3 separate regions of the Homo sapiens genome follow, and regions 1 and 2 are each linked to region 3. Evidence: chromatin contacts called from ENCODE Hi-C or POLR2A ChIA-PET data. All regions are on one chromosome and are shown on one strand. Each heading gives the region's core, a stretch centred on a gene start or an enhancer-like site at or near the end of the contact. The rest is flanking DNA. Distances are from core to core; before and after follow the strand shown.

Evidence for each region. Hi-C counts contacts between places; a loop is a spot of excess contacts on that map. ChIA-PET counts read pairs that join two places held with the same protein, here RNA polymerase II (POLR2A). Pooled maps may share reads with other maps.
Region 1: a map of gastrocnemius medialis shows a loop between it and region 3 (11-fold over the local background). The contact joins the enhancer-like site here to the promoter of TMEM18 in region 3. A Hi-C loop is called at or near these places in 2 of 168 maps with a recorded cell type or tissue (gastrocnemius medialis and naive thymus-derived CD4-positive, alpha-beta T cell), 2 of 37 single-sample maps with no recorded cell type and 9 of 50 pooled maps.
Region 2: a loop to region 3 is called in a map of ascending aorta, with 19 times the contacts of the local background. The contact joins the promoter of PXDN here to the promoter of TMEM18 in region 3. A Hi-C loop is called at or near these places in 8 of 168 maps with a recorded cell type or tissue (IMR-90, PC-3, ascending aorta and 5 more) and 14 of 50 pooled maps. POLR2A ChIA-PET finds 5 or more read pairs at or near these places in 1 of 52 experiments (H1).

The regions. Positions count from the first base shown.
Region 1 is chr2:2,610,682-2,615,704 of GRCh38, reverse strand. No RefSeq gene overlaps it. Among named protein-coding and RNA genes, the nearest start is that of MYT1L, 280 kb to the right of the region's middle. Within about 2 kb of position 2,169, at least 14 of the 41 ENCODE cell types and tissues checked have a DNase peak (open chromatin) inside an H3K27ac peak, as active enhancers do; they include gastrocnemius medialis, where a contact is called at or near this core.
Region 2 is chr2:1,742,946-1,748,044 of GRCh38, reverse strand. It overlaps PXDN (peroxidasin), which reads left to right and starts at 3,530. Exons shown (of 23, transcript NM_012293.3): 1 at 3,530-3,789. The coding sequence starts at 3,590.
Region 3 is chr2:674,124-678,655 of GRCh38, reverse strand. TMEM18 (transmembrane protein 18) reads left to right here and starts at 1,250. Exons shown (of 5, transcript NM_152834.4): 1 at 1,250-1,367; 2 at 3,026-3,146. The coding sequence starts at 1,311. TMEM18-DT (TMEM18 divergent transcript) reads right to left here and starts at 1,284. Exons shown (of 3, transcript NR_183417.1): 1 at 1,183-1,284. RefSeq lists enhancers at 1,108-1,177, 1,208-1,307, 1,210-1,975, 3,762-4,261, 4,262-4,532 and a silencer at 1,468-1,717.

The DNA of each region.
Region 1 (5,023 bases), core at 920-3,419, 1.9 Mb before region 3:
AGAAAAAGAAGCAGCACCATAAGGACAAAGAAAAGAAAGGATTTGAAATATTACCCTATCACATGGGTTATGTCTCAAGTTCTAAATATATTCTTTTTTGACAAAAAAGTTTTGCAGCAAAAATATCTTTGAAAACTTTTTATTCCAATCTTCCCATCTTGCAAAGAAGAACACTGAGGCCCACAGGAGGAAGTTTATGTCAGGACAGCTGGTAGCTACAAAATTTGTGAGGATCAGTGCAAAATAAAAATGTGTGGCCCCTTGTTCAAAAATGTGAGGGGCTGGGCACAGTGGTTCACACCTGTAATCTCAGCACTTTGGGAAGTGAAGGCTAGCGGATCACCTGAGGTCAGGAGTTCAAGACCAGCCTGGCCAACATGGTGAAACCCCGTCTCTACTACAAATACAAAAAATTAGCCAGGCATGGTGGTGCACACCTGTAATCCCAGCTACTCAGGAGGCTGAGGCAGGAGAATCACTTGAACCTGGGAGGCAGAGGTTGCAATGAGCTGAGATCACGCCACTGCACTCCAACCTGGGTGACAAGAGTGAAGCTCCGTGTCAAAAAAGAAAAAGAGGATTTCAAGACGGTGACAGCAGAGACTGAAGCCAAGCATAGGACCCTCCTGGCTGGGGCCCAGGTCAGTGACCAGGAGGTGGCTGTGGTGCACGACAAGGGCTATAAGCCTAGTTCTGATCATGGTTAATTGGGGCTGCTTTCCGTCATTGAATAGAATTGTTGACCATCTGCTCCCCTTGTCTCCTTGCAGTTATGCTTTACTTAGAGCTCATATCAGATTTGATAGTTTCGTAGGTTTGCTGCACTCCATCTTCTGTCCTTGCACACAAACTGAAATCAACGACAAAAACATAACCCCCGAGGAGGCGCCCACAGGAACACAGCTTAGGAAGCATGCCGTGGCCCTGCTGAACCCTGGGGAGCAAGAAGGAAGAAGAGGTCGACCTTGTCCCTTGCTCCTCCAAGCAACTCCCAGCTGTGCAGAGCCTCAGCCTGTCTTAGAGAAGCAGCTGGAGGCTGTCTCTCTTTGGGGTACAGCAGTTCCCTAAAGCCCAAGCCTTCCTGACTAGCACAGGCTCCGTGTTCTGGGTGGTCTCAGGAGTCTTCTGCCGGGCTTGGAGAGACTTAACAGAGACAGCACTGAGCCCCAGCTCGAACGACTGCCTGTGGGCTGAGGAAATCCTCAGAAGGCAGGAGCCAGGCTGAGGATACTGATTAGTAGTTCAGACATTCAGGCCTGGGGATGGATGTAGTCACAGCCTCTCAGCTAGCTAGTGTAAAAACCTTCTCTGTAAACAATGTCACCACCGGGAGGAGATTCTCTCCCGGAGAAGGGGATATGCATACATGCACATGTTTGAGCACTGGTACTCACACACTTGCATTTACAAGGACTTGTAGCCCTTGTCGTGCACCACAGCCACCTCCTGGTCACTGACCTGGGCCCCAGCCAGGAGGGTCCTATGCTTGGCTTCAGTCTCTGCTGTCACCATCTTGAAATCCCTCTTTATTTATTTTATTATTATTTTTTTAATGCAAGTGCTCACTCACACACTTGGATTTACATGCACAAGAGTACAGATGCATATGCGCACATCCCAAATTAAAGGCGTCCAGAGATTGAAATGACACTGGCTAGCTGTTCTAGATGCAAAGTGAACACAATCTGTGACGCCCCCTAAAACAAAAACTGACTGTCCATACATTGCCACATTATATAAGAATTCCGCTTGCCATAAGGCTGGTGGAGCCATGTCTTAAAATGCGTGCTGTGCTCTCTTTAAAACTGTCAGAGGATTTGCATGCCTGCAGCAGCACAGTCAGCTTCAGAGCATCGTCATTACCCTCCAGAGAAGCAGGCATCTTTTCTGTTGCAGCGGTGCTGCCGTTTTGGTGGCCAGAATAGTCTTCTCCCACCGCCCCTCCCACCCCCGCCCCTCAGAGCACCCTCTGCACCCTCATAGACCCTTGTTTATGCACAGAACAAGCAGAGCACAGGTGAGGGCTAGAGGCCGCGCGCGGCACGTAGGGGGTTGTTGATGACGCCCGCTACTCCGGTGCATGCTGGGGATTGTAATTCACGCCCGTGACGCCAGGCAGGCGCAGCCCTGGTGCAGTGCATCCTGGGGATTGTAGTTTACGCTTGCTACTAAGGGCGGTCGCAGTGCATGCTGGGGATTTAGTGCGCCCTGGCACCATCTTGCTTGCATTCTGGGTAGAGTCATGGGGTTTGGGGCGGTGTCCTCAGTGCGCAGAGCGGCTTAAATCAGAGGCTGAGCCCGGCGCTTCCATATCACGCTGTACTCTAGCTAAGGACTGGGAAGCAAGTCTATCCAAGGCTCCTTCATGTAACCACGCGGCAGTTGGCAGGCACTAGTCCTAGACAACTGAGTTCTCCCTGAAGAAGAGTTAAAGCAAAATAAAAACTCACAAAAAGGAAAACAACACGAATAAAAAGAACTAGCATGGGACCTAAAGGACGTTGCTGAACAAGGAAAAGAGCCCATCAGGTAGAAGACCCAGAGGAACACCAGGCCTCTGAAAACTATTTCTGAACCTAAAATAAAGATATTTAGAAAACTGTTTAGGATCTTTCTTTAAAAAAATAATAATAATAATTTTAGTTTTAATGATTGACAAATGAAAATGAAATACGTGTATGGTGTGCAAAATGACGTTTTAATATATGTATACATTGTGGAATGAATAAATCAGGCTAATCAATATCCACTACCTCACATACTTTGTGTGTGTACCTTGCGAACATTGAAAATGTAGTCTTAGCAATTTTCAAGTATGCAATACATGTTAATATATTAATAATATAATTAATATAGTTAATGATTAACTATAATCACCGTGTTATACAATAGATCTCCTCAGCTTATTCCTCCTAATGACAATTTTGTATGCTTTGATCAGCCTCTCCCCATGCCTCCCTGCATTTCCCTCTGCCAGGATAACCACCATTCTACTCTCTTCTATGAGTTTGATTTTTTTGGATTCTCTATAAAACTGAGGTCATGCAGGATCTGTCTCTCTGTTTCTGGCTTATTTTACTGAGCTTAATGTCCTCCTAGGTCATCCACATTGTCACAAATGATAGGATTTCCCCATTGTGTTAAGGCTGAATAGTATTCCATTGTGTATATATGCTACCTATTCTTTATCCATTTACCTGTTGATAGGTACTTGGGTGGATTCCATATCTTGGCTGTTGTAAATAATACTGCAGGGAGCATGGGAGTTCGGTCTGTCTTTGACATACTGATTCCATTTCCTTTGTATATAGCCAGAAGGTGAAATGCTGAATCATATGGCAGCTCTACTTAACTTCTTGAGGAGCTTCCATACTGCATTCCATAATGGCTGCACTAATTTACGTATCCATCAACAACGCAAGATTCTCTTTCCCCACATCCTCCCATATCCTTGTTACCTCTTGCCCTTTTGATAACAGGCATCGTAACAACAGGTATGAGGTGATATTTTATTGTGGTTTTAATTTGCATTTCCCTGATGATTAGTAATGTTGAGCATTTTCTCATACACCTGTTGGCCATTTGTAGCCTTATTTTGAGAAATGTCTTTTCAGGTTCTTTGCCCATTTTTTAATCAGGTTTGTTGTTTCCTTAGTATGGAGTTTTTTTGAGTTTCTTGTGTATTTTAAATATTAACTGTTTATCAGAGGTATGGTTCCACAAATATTTTCTTCCATTCTCCAGGCTGTCTCTTCACTCTGTTGTTTCCTTTGCTGTGCAGAAGCTTTTAATTTAATATAAACATATTTGTCTATTTTTGCTTTTGTTGTCTCTGCTTTTGGGATCAAACTCAAAAGATCTTTACCCAGACCAATGCCAGAAAGCTTTTCTCTATTTTTTTTTTCTAGTAGTTTTTCAGTTTTTGGTCTTAGAGTTTAGTCTTTAATCCATTTAGAATTAATTTTTGTCTATAAGGTGAAATCGGAGTCCAGTTTCATTCTTCTGCCTATGGGTGTCTAGTTTTCCTAACATCATTTATTGAAGAGAGTGTCCTTTCCCCAGTGGGGGTTCTGGTCACCTTTGTCAAATATTATTTGACCATAAATGCACAGATTTATTTATGGGCTCTCTATTCTGTTCCATTGGTTGATGTGTCTGTTTTTGTGCCAATATCATATTCTTTTAATTATTACAGCCTTGGAGTAGGTTTTGAGATCAGGTAGCATAATGCTTCCAGCTTTGTTCTTTTTGCTCAGAATGTTTTGGTGATTAGAGGTCTTTTGTGATTCCATGTGAATGCTAGGAATTTTTTTCTAGTTCTATAAAATTGTCATTGAGATTTTGCTAAGGATTGCATGGAACCTACAGATTGCTTTGAGTACTGTAGGCATCTTAACATTATTAATTTTCCCAATCCAAGAACACAAGACATCTTTCCTTCCATCTGTGTCTTTTTTGATTTCTTTCATCAATCTTTTGTAGTGTTCAATGTGCAGGTCTTTTACTGCCCTGGTTAAATTTATTCATAAGTGTTTTATTCTATTTTTATGCTATTATAAATGGGATTGTTTTCTTGATTTCTTTTTTGAATAGTTTGTTATTAGTTTATAGAAGCACTACTGATTTTTGCATGTTTATTTTGTATCATATAGCTTTACTAATTTTGCTTTTGATTTCTTACAGTTTTGTGGTGGAATCTTTTTACTTTTGTTGTTTTCTCTTTTTCAACACTTTGAATAGTCATTGTGGTGAAATGTCTGTGGTTTTCTATTTATAAGATTGTGTCATCTGAAATCAAAGATAATTTAACTACCCAATTTCTGATGTGAATTCCTTTGAATGGAAGTGGTGAGAATGGGCATCCTTGTCTTGTTCTTGATCTTATAGGAAAAGCTTTCAACTTTTCATTGTTCATTGTTGAGTATAATATGTTAGATGTGGGCTTGTCATATATGGCCTTTACTGTGTTGAGGTACATTCCTTCTATATCTAATTTGTTAAGAGTTTTTATCATAAAAGAATG
Region 2 (5,099 bases), core at 2,281-4,780, 1.1 Mb before region 3:
CTCTAGCTCCAGGTACTTAACAGCAGGACTGTACTGAAGTCTGCCTAGGACTCTGTCTCCTCCTCTGCTGAATATAATGTTTGCAGCTCCCACCCAGCATTCTGCCATTATGGAAATACAGAAGAAGCATTCTCACAAGCATCCCTGTTCTACACAAACTCAAGAGTGACACGTGGTAGGCAGCCTCTAAGATGGTCCCCAGTGGTTCTGTCTCATGTTCCTTACGCTCCCAGTTGATGCTCTGCTGTGGCATGTGCTGGACGCAAGAGCATCTGTGGATGGAATCCAGCAGGAGAGATGGCGTCCAGTGTGAGCTGGAACAACAGGAGGGTGTGGAGAGGATCCAGGAGGAGTGATGGCATCTGCATCTGGACCCACTGGTGTGTGTGCACAGGATCCTGCGGGGTGATGGCTGAACCCACTGGCGTGTGTGCACAGGATCCTGCGGGGTGATGGCTGAACTCACTGGAGTGTGTGCACAGGATCCTGCAGGGGTGATGGCACCCGGAGTCTAATCTGAACCCACTGGAGTGTGTGCACAGGATCCCGCAGGGGCGATGGCACCCGGAGTCTGAAATGAATCCTCTGGAGTGCGTGGACAGGACCCTGCAGGGGTGATGGCATCGGAATCTGAACTAAACCCACTCGAATGTGTGCGCAGGATCCCGCAGGGGCGATGGCACCCGGAGTCTAATCTGAACCCACTGGAGAGTGTGCGCAGGATCCCGCAGGGGCGATGGCATATGGAGTTTCAGCTGGACCTACTCGAGTGTGTGGATAGAATCTTGCAGGAGAGACGACATGTAGAATGTAAACTGGACTGAGTGGAGTGTATGGAGAGAATCCTGCAGGTGAGATGGCGTGTGCAGTGGGAAGCGGACCCACTGGAATCTTTGGGTGGGACCCAAACTCAACCACTGCTATGTGTAGACAGGATCTTTGAGGAGAGATGGCATCTGCAGTGTGAACCGAACCCACTGGAGTGTATGGATAGCATCTTGCAGGAGTGATGACATCTGCAGTGTGATCTGGACTGCCTCGAGTGTGTGGGTAGGATCCTGCAAGAGTGATGGCATGTGGAGTGAGCACTGCATCCACAGGACTGTGTGGACAGCAGCCTTCAGCAGTGATGATGTCTGCTGTGTGAAGTGGAGCACTGTAGTGTGTGGGTAGGGTCCTGCAGGAGAGATGGCAACTGGAGTGTGAACTGCACCCACTTGAGTGAGAGGTTGGGATGCTGCAGGTGGATGGCATTTGGAGTGTGAACTGGACCCACTTGAGTGTATGGGTAGGGTCCTGCAGGAGAGATGGCAACTGGAGTGTGAACTGGACCCACTGTTGTGCCTGGAGAGGATCCTGCAGAAGACAAGGCATCTGCAGTGTAAACTGGGCCACTGGGGTGTGTAGCTAGAATCATGCTGGAGTAACGGCTTCTGGACTGTGAGCTGGCCCCATTAAAGTGTGTGTATAGGATCCTGCAAAAGTGATAGCCTCTGGAGTGTGAATGGGACCCACTGAGGTGTGTGGATAGGATACTGCAGGGGTGATGGTGTCTGCAGTGTGAGCTGCAGCCCTGGGGCATGTGGATAGGACTCTGCAAAGAGACAGCATCTGTGGTGTGAATGGCACCGGTGGAATGTGTAGAGAGGATCCTGCAAAAGTGATGTCCTCTAGAGTGTGAACTGGACCCACTGGAGGGTGTGGACATCGTCCTGCAGGAGAGATGGCATCTAGAGTGTGAATGGCACCTCCGGAGTGTGTGGATAGGAGCCCGCAGGAGAGAGCACATGTAGAGCGTGAACTGGACCCACTGAAATGTGTGGACAGGATTCTGCAGAAGATACGGCATCCGGAGTGTGAAATGCACCACTAGTGTGTGTGCATAGAATCCTGCATAAGTTTTGGCATCTACAGTGTGAACTGGAGTCACTGGAATGTGTGAATAGGATCTTGCAGGAGAGATGTCTGCAGTGTGAGCTGGACCCACTTCTGTGTGTGGATAGTATCCTGCAGGAGAGATGTTGTCTGCAGTGTGAGCTGGGCCCACCGGAGTGTGTGAATAGGATCCTGCAGGAGAAATGGAATCCGGAGTGTGAGCTGCATCCGCTGTAGAGGGTGGATAAAATCCTGCAGGAAAGATGGCATCTGGAATGTCAGCGGGAGCCACCGACCTCTGAGGATGCACCCCGCAGGTGTGATGCGGGGCCAGTTCCAAGGCTGGGTTAGGTTTTACCCTGGCTTCTGTGTTGTACTCTCATTCTCTTCCTCTTTCTTCTAATACCTGCTCTGGGAGGCATCAGGCCATGTCCAGTGTGCAGGCCATGGAGACCCACACGGCAAGGAACTGGAACCCCCTGCCAGCAGCCTCGGGGGTCCAGTCCTTAGATGGTGCCCTGTGGTCAGCAATGCACCTGTGACCTCCGGGCTATGTCTCGTGGTAGTTGCTTTTGTGTTTTAACATAGCAACAGGAAACTAGCCTATTACCCACCAATCCCATTCCAGGCTGCTTTCAAACGCAGCTCAGGCTAGAACACCAGCACGGGGACACAGCTGAGACTTGGGGTTTGCGACGGGAACACGCCCATGCTGTGCCTCTGAATCTGGCACCGTCACCCTGTGGCCTGGGTTCAGCAACTTGGCCTCACCTTCCTTGTCTGTGAAATTCAGACTGGGTCCTTGTGAGATGATTGGAGAGAATGTATGAACTATGTGAGAACGCCACCTTTGTGCGTATCTCACGCAGTGTCTTCCCTCCTTTCCAAAGTCTTCTGCTGTCTCTAGACACACCCGACGTGGGGGGGGGGGGTTCCCTGGGTCTCCTCCTAGGTCTGTCCCAGGAGGGCACGCACTGAAGGCCGCGAGAATCCCGGGGGCTGCATTGCGCCGCGCCAAGGACTCCACACAGGACCTTTCATTTTCCCAACTGTGCTGAGCCAGGCGGCCGGCAGAGAGCAGGTGGCTGACAGGCCCCGGGGAGCCGGACCGCCTGGGTCTAATCTTCCCGCAGACTCCCTTGCTGTGCGCTTTGGGGCTTGGGCCTCAGTTTCCTCAAAAGGAATGAGGGGCTTTTTTGGAACGTTAAATAATTTCCTACGTGGTTGCGGGTAGGGAGAAGGAGAAAGAGAGGAGCGCGCCTGCGCGCCTGGAATCGTGCCCGGATCAGAGCAAGCGCTCTAAAAGTGTTACAAACATTAAGGCGCCAACTAAAAAACCCGTAGTGAGCGCAGGCAGAAACCACGGGTAAGAGAAGTGGAGAAGCTTCGCGTAGGCCCCAGGGTCCCGAGCCCCGAGTCTCGAGCGCAGAATCAGGGGTGCCAATGCTCTCCTCCGCGCCCCCGAGCGCTCGCCTTGGCCATGCGGGCCGCCCCACCGGGATGAGGGCGCTCAGGCCGGACGCTGGGGCCCCGGGTTCTCGCCCCGCCCCGCCCTCGGGGATTCAGAGGGGCCGGGAGGAGCCTCGCGCATGTGCACAGCTGGCGCCCCCCGCCCCCCGCGCACAGCTGGGACGTGGGCCGCGGCCGGGCGGGCGCAGTCGGGAGCCGGCCGTGGTGGCTCCGTGCGTCCGAGCGTCCGTCCGCGCCGTCGGCCATGGCCAAGCGCTCCAGGGGCCCCGGGCGCCGCTGCCTGTTGGCGCTCGTGCTGTTCTGCGCCTGGGGGACGCTGGCCGTGGTGGCCCAGAAGCCGGGCGCAGGGTGTCCGAGCCGCTGCCTGTGCTTCCGCACCACCGTGCGCTGCATGCATCTGCTGCTGGAGGCCGTGCCCGCCGTGGCGCCGCAGACCTCCATCCTGTGAGTGCCGCGGGGGACGCCGGGGGCGCGGGGTCCGGGGCTTCGTGGAGATCCGGGAGCGCAGGGGTGATCGGAGGTGGGGGGCGCGGAGGGTGGAGGGGGCATCGGGCGCGCGGGGGGCCTGGGGACTTGGGACGCAGAAGGGAACCTCCGAAGGGGGACGTGGGGGGACCTGGGCGCGGGGACCCGCTGGGCCTTTGTTCGCCCTGCGGGAGACGCCGAGGGGCGGAACAGAGCGCTGTGCGCGCGGCCTTCGTAGCCGCCTTTGTTCGGAACTCGGAATCCCCGCAGGACTGGGAAGTTGTTGGAGCCTCCGGGGCTCCCCCCGCTCGCCTCCCGCCGCCCCCTCTCATGCTCCGCCGGCCTCCCGCTTCCCCCTGGTTCGCGGCCCCTCCTCCGCTCACCTTTCCCCCGCTCAGGACCCCTCGGTCCCCCTCCGCTCCCCGAGCGCGGCGCAGCCCCCTCCGTCCTCCCAGCCCCCTCCGCCCCGTTCCTCGTCCTGTTCGCTCCCCTCCTCCGCTCCTCTTCCTCCTCCCCTTCCTCCTCCTCCTCCCCTTCCTCCTCCTCCTCCCCTTCCTCCTCCTCCTCCCTTCCCCTCCTCCTCCCCCCCTTCCTTCTCCTCCCCCAGCCTCCGCCCTCTCCCCCTCCCCCGCCCCTTGGAGCGCAGTGCCCACCCCATCCCCCCGCGCCGGGGAAGCCTCCCCAGAGGAGCCTCAGTTCCCGCAGCCGCGGCGCCCCCGCTCCCAGTGCCCCCGCATCTGCCCGGAGCGTCCTCTCCTGGGGTGTCCTGGGGGCCCCGCGCTTCTCAGGGGCTTTTCCTGCGCCCGGAGCGAGCCGGGCGGCCGGGGTTCCCGAGAGGGGCCGCGCGGTAGTCTCGGGGCAGCCCGGGTCTAGATGGAGCCGGGACTCAGAGCGGGTTTCTGCCTCGGGCATTTCTCTTCTTTCGCTTCTAATCCACGCGAGCGTGTTCGCAGTTGCGCTATACGTTTAACCGGATGCGTTGCGTTGGGGTTGACACCCTGTCCTGCGGGCCGTCCCGCGTCACGGTCTCCACAGCAGGAATCCCCATCCCTCCGCCCCGCGGCTCCAGGTACCGAGATGCCGCCAGAGTTCGCTGCAGGCCTCCTGTGTTCTGAAGCGAGTCGGATTCAACATTTTCGGGATCTGTGAACGCGGGCTGCGTTTCAGGCGCCGACTCTAATTTAGTCCTGTAGCGACTTTTCTGCATGCCAAAAATAGTTTTCACGTTTCTTAGCTGAGCCAGAGGACTTTTTGGCACCAGCAAAGAGTCTGCAAAAGTTGTAAAAAAA
Region 3 (4,532 bases), core at 1-2,500:
AGGAGTTCAAAACTAGCCTGGCCAACATGGTGAAACCCCGTCTCTACTAAAAATACAAAAAAAATTAGCCAGGTGAGGTGGCGAACACCTGTAATCCCAGCTACTCGGGAGGCTGAGGCAGGAGAATAGCTTGAACCCAGGAGGCGGAGGTTGCAGTGAGCCGAGGTCCCACCATTGTGCTCCAGCCTGGGCGACAGAGCGAGACATCGTCTTAAAAAAAAAAAAAAAAAACCAGGAAAGCCAAGCCCGAGATTTCCCAAACTCAGCAACAACAGTCGTGATGTTTTGAGAGGAAGGTTGAGAAACACAAAAGAGAGGAAGATGCACTATCTACCTAACGGGATGTTCCTGGAGTTGAATACAGGAAGAATAGAGAAAAATATCAATGAAAGAAATGTTTTCCCATAAGAAGAAACCATGACCTTCTACACTGAAATGAGAGAATGCATGTTAAGTAGCATAAGCAGAAATGACCACACTGTGGAAAGATTTTAAGAAAGATCTGGGAGGGGTTAAAGCTATTAAAAAAAAAAAAAAGTCCACCACTAGAACTATTTTTAGAAACATTAAACTAGTTCAAGAGCTAACATATGCAATTAAAGTATATACACTTAATAATTCATGATGTTAAAATAACAGAATGTTTAATTTGAAAATGTCAAAGTTGGGGTATAGATGTTAAAATAAAGGGAAAAAATTCGCTGGAAGAAAATTAACTTTATATTTTTGTATCTGTCGTTGAACAACGAAGTGAAGCGTAAGAACATCTGGTAAATCTCCAAAGTGAAGACAGATAACCCTAAGCTGACCCAGACTAAGAGTGCACTGCCCTTAGGGTCGCGAGAGCAGACACCTTCCCAAGTCCTGCAGGGTCCGAGGAGTGGGCAATGTCCCCGGCTCCTGCAGGGTCTCGGGGCGGACACCGTCCTCATTGATGCTCTGACCCTTCTAGGGAGTCCCAGGTGGGACAGGGCTGGCGTGGCGGTACAGCGCCCTGAGCCTTTGAAACAAACCTCCTAAATTCCACCCGCCTCCGCCTGCTCCTCTGTTAACGAACTAAAGACGCCCTCGGCCTCCTGGCGGAGCGAGCACAAGTCCCACAGCAGCGTAGTAAGTTTTCCGTATTACAGCGACCACCAGGAAATATCGCGATATCTGGACCTAGCAATGCCATGAAATTACCGCGAGAGGAAGCAAGCGCAAGTTTCGTGAGAAGGGCAGATCTCACGAGAGAGGATTTGGCGCCCTCCTCTGTGGATTCTGGCCAGGCCGGGTTCGGCGGTTGCTGTGAGAGCGGGCTTCCCAACACCATGCCGTCCGCCTTCTCTGTCAGCTCTTTCCCCGTCAGCATCCCAGCCGTGCTCACGGTAACTCGCGGCCCGCGTAACCACCAGTTCGGGGGAGGACGGCGGAGAGGCGTAGGGTAGGCCCCACAGAGCACCCGGCCTGTGGCCAAGAAGGCCCCGGCCGTGGGCGGGGCCTTGTGGCGGAGCGCGCGCGCTGGGCAGGGTCCTGAGACCTGTGGGAGTGGCTCGGGGCCGGCGTCGGGGGCGCGCGCTGTGGGCGGGGTCCTGGGCCCTGTGGGAGGGGGCCGGGGCCGGGCGTCGGGGCGCGAGCGCTAGGCGGGGTCCTGGGCCGTTGGGCGGGGAGGGGCGGGGCCGGGCGGGGCCTTGTGGAGGAGCGTGCGCAGTGAGCTGGCTCCGGCGCTCTGTGGCCCGGGCTTGGGCTGGGCTGGCGTCCTGCACCGTGCGGGCGTGGCTGAGTTGTGTGGGCGGAGCGCGAGGGGTAGGGCTTTGTTCGTGTGGGAGGTGCACGCCGGCCAGTCCAGCGTCTTGCGGGCGGGGCTTGGGCCATGTGGGCGGATTCTGGCAGTGCGGCGGGGCGTGCGTGGTGGAGCCTGATCGTGTGGGGTGGCACGGAGGAACGCTGCCCAGTGTGGGCGGGGCGTGCGCCGTGCCGGGTTCGTCTGACAGATCCCAGGGGAGCCCACGCCCCACGTGGCCGCCAAGGGGTGACATGGGCACTCGATGGGGTCTGGGCAGAAAGCCGTGCTCCCCTCACCTCCGTGCCTCTGGTCTTCTGGTGGGTGCATTGATGGGAGTAGATGCGCTTGTGTCCTTATGTCATGGCGCGGCTCTGGAGAAGCCGCTGCGGTCCCCAGCAGAGAGTAGTGACACAGGAGTTCTGGAGGGCTGTGCCGGGCTGCAGCTTGGAGGGCAGGGCGGGGCTGCAGCTTGGAGGGCAGGGCGGGGCTGCAGCTTGGAGGGCAGGGCTTGTCTTCTGCAGGAGGGCGCTCAAGGAGGGGATGGGGAGGGTTGAGGACTGCTGGGATTGGCATCTGAGCATCAGGTGGGGACTGAGCAGCAGTGGATCTGAGCCTGGCTACTTCAGGTCCCTGAGCCAGACACTGTCCCCAGGTACAGCAGGGTCCCGGGGAGTCCAGGAGGCGGCGGAGTGCGGCACTGTCTGGAGAGTTCAGTGTATTGCAGAGAGGTTGGAGAAAATCAAGTCTTGCACGTGGCGATGGCTCAAGATTCCCTGAGGTCTTCAGTGCTGACTAAGGAGTCTGAAATGATGATTCATGTTTTACCTTTGGGGCTGAGCCAAGTGCATCTCTTTGAGCAATCGTCTTAATTTCCTTGTCGTCACCAATTATCATAACCAATTATCATCGTAAAGGATGGTAATTCCTTTAATTATACCCACCTTAAAAACATGATTCTGTTCCACAAACGAAAGGAGCACATCAGAGATGCCTTCAGTTCTGTGTGCTTGAACTTTGAATTCCATGAATTATAGTTGCACTGAGGGGAGAATCCTGTTTCCATCCTCCTGGTTCCTTCTCCCTTTCCTGTCCCCATGTTTCTCTGAGGCCTGGCAATGCTCTCTGGATACTTGGTGAGTAGCCCAGGAGGACTCAGGAGTGAGAGGCCCCTGCCTCCTGCGCTGGGAGAAGGCTGTGGGTGGGCCGTGAACCCGGCCTTGAGTGGCAGGACAGTGAGTGTCTGCTGGTGTGTTCCTACAGCAGACGGACTGGACTGAGCCCTGGCTCATGGGGCTGGCCACCTTCCACGCGCTCTGCGTGCTCCTCACCTGCTTGTCCTCCCGAAGCTACAGACTACAGATCGGGCACTTTCTGTGTCTAGGTGAGTAAAACAACACAAACTCCACAACTCAGATCACTGTGTGAAATGAAACTGTGTATGTTCTGTCTGTGTCTTCGAAATATATACATATTTTTACAAGACCTCCCAACCCTCTGTCATGTGCCTGCTCCCAGGGCACTCCCGTTTTTCACTCTTGGAAGCTATAAAGAAAACTACTTTTTGGATGTTAGAGTTGAGAGGAATCTGTTGAGTTCCTGTTGCCTACCAGGGAGGTGCTGAGCACCAGCTGCACACAGGAGAGTTGGGTTTCCGGAAGTGCTGTCTTTTACACAAGATGCGTCCTTGGTGGCAGCTGTGCTCATGCACTGCTTTGAATGGGAGGAAGATTGCAAACTGGGAAAGAAAAGTTCTGTGCATAAAATAAGGCATTGCCCAACTTGGTTTCAAGGATAAGGGCTACAGAACTTAGAGAAGTTAGGGAGTTGCACAGGATGACTGAGAAAGATTATTCAGAAAAGCTGAAATCATGGCACAGGGTGTGAAGAGTGAGTAAAATGTTAATAAGAAAAGAGAGGGAGCAGGTGACGGCCCTGGGAGGGCAGCAGCCCGACATGCAGAGACTGAGATAGATGGAAGGTGTGGATCAGAGGCAGAGAAACTGCAAGCCCTCCAGGACCTAAGCACTTCTGATGCTGAGCGTTACGAACACGTGTGGGTAGAAGAGGCGAGGAGGGCCTGGAGGCCTGGCTCAGGCTACTCTTGACTCTCAACATTGGGGAGACACTGAAGATTTTGCTTGGTAGTTAAAAATAACTAATTTCAGATAAGTTTAGTTAGCTGGCTGTGTGCAAAGCGGGAAATCTGAAGAAGAGATGATCTTAGAAAGACTGGAGAAGTGATGAGGGTTTGCATCACAGTGGGGGCCTATGCAAGTGAGGCGCTCAGAGCAAGCTCTGTATTGAGGGTGCCCTGAGGAGTGCTGGAGTGGACCAGGCAGACAGGGCTCCTTTGCCTCCCACAGCTTCCTGGGGGACACCAGCACCAGTGATTCATCACAGACCTGTGTTATCAACAGTGACAAGTGTTGCAATGGAAAAGCCAAAAACACAGTGAAACAGGAGGAGCGGCCTGATTTAAATCACACAGTCCCCTGGGAACCCAGGGGCAAAAGGTGCATAGGCAGGAGCCAGGCAGTGAGATGCTGGCAGAGGGCAGGAGCAAGTGCCCCACGCAGAGGCCCTGAGGCAGGCATCTCAAAGAAAGGTGATGGCTTCACCAGCTGAGCTCCTGGATCTGAATAGCTTTGTCAGCTGGAGAACTGCACAAAGGGTTTGATGTTTTCTAGGATAAGGGGAAGGATGACTGCTTTCACACCGGGGTAATACTAGACACTGTGCTGCCTGCCATTACATTTCCTGTGATTCA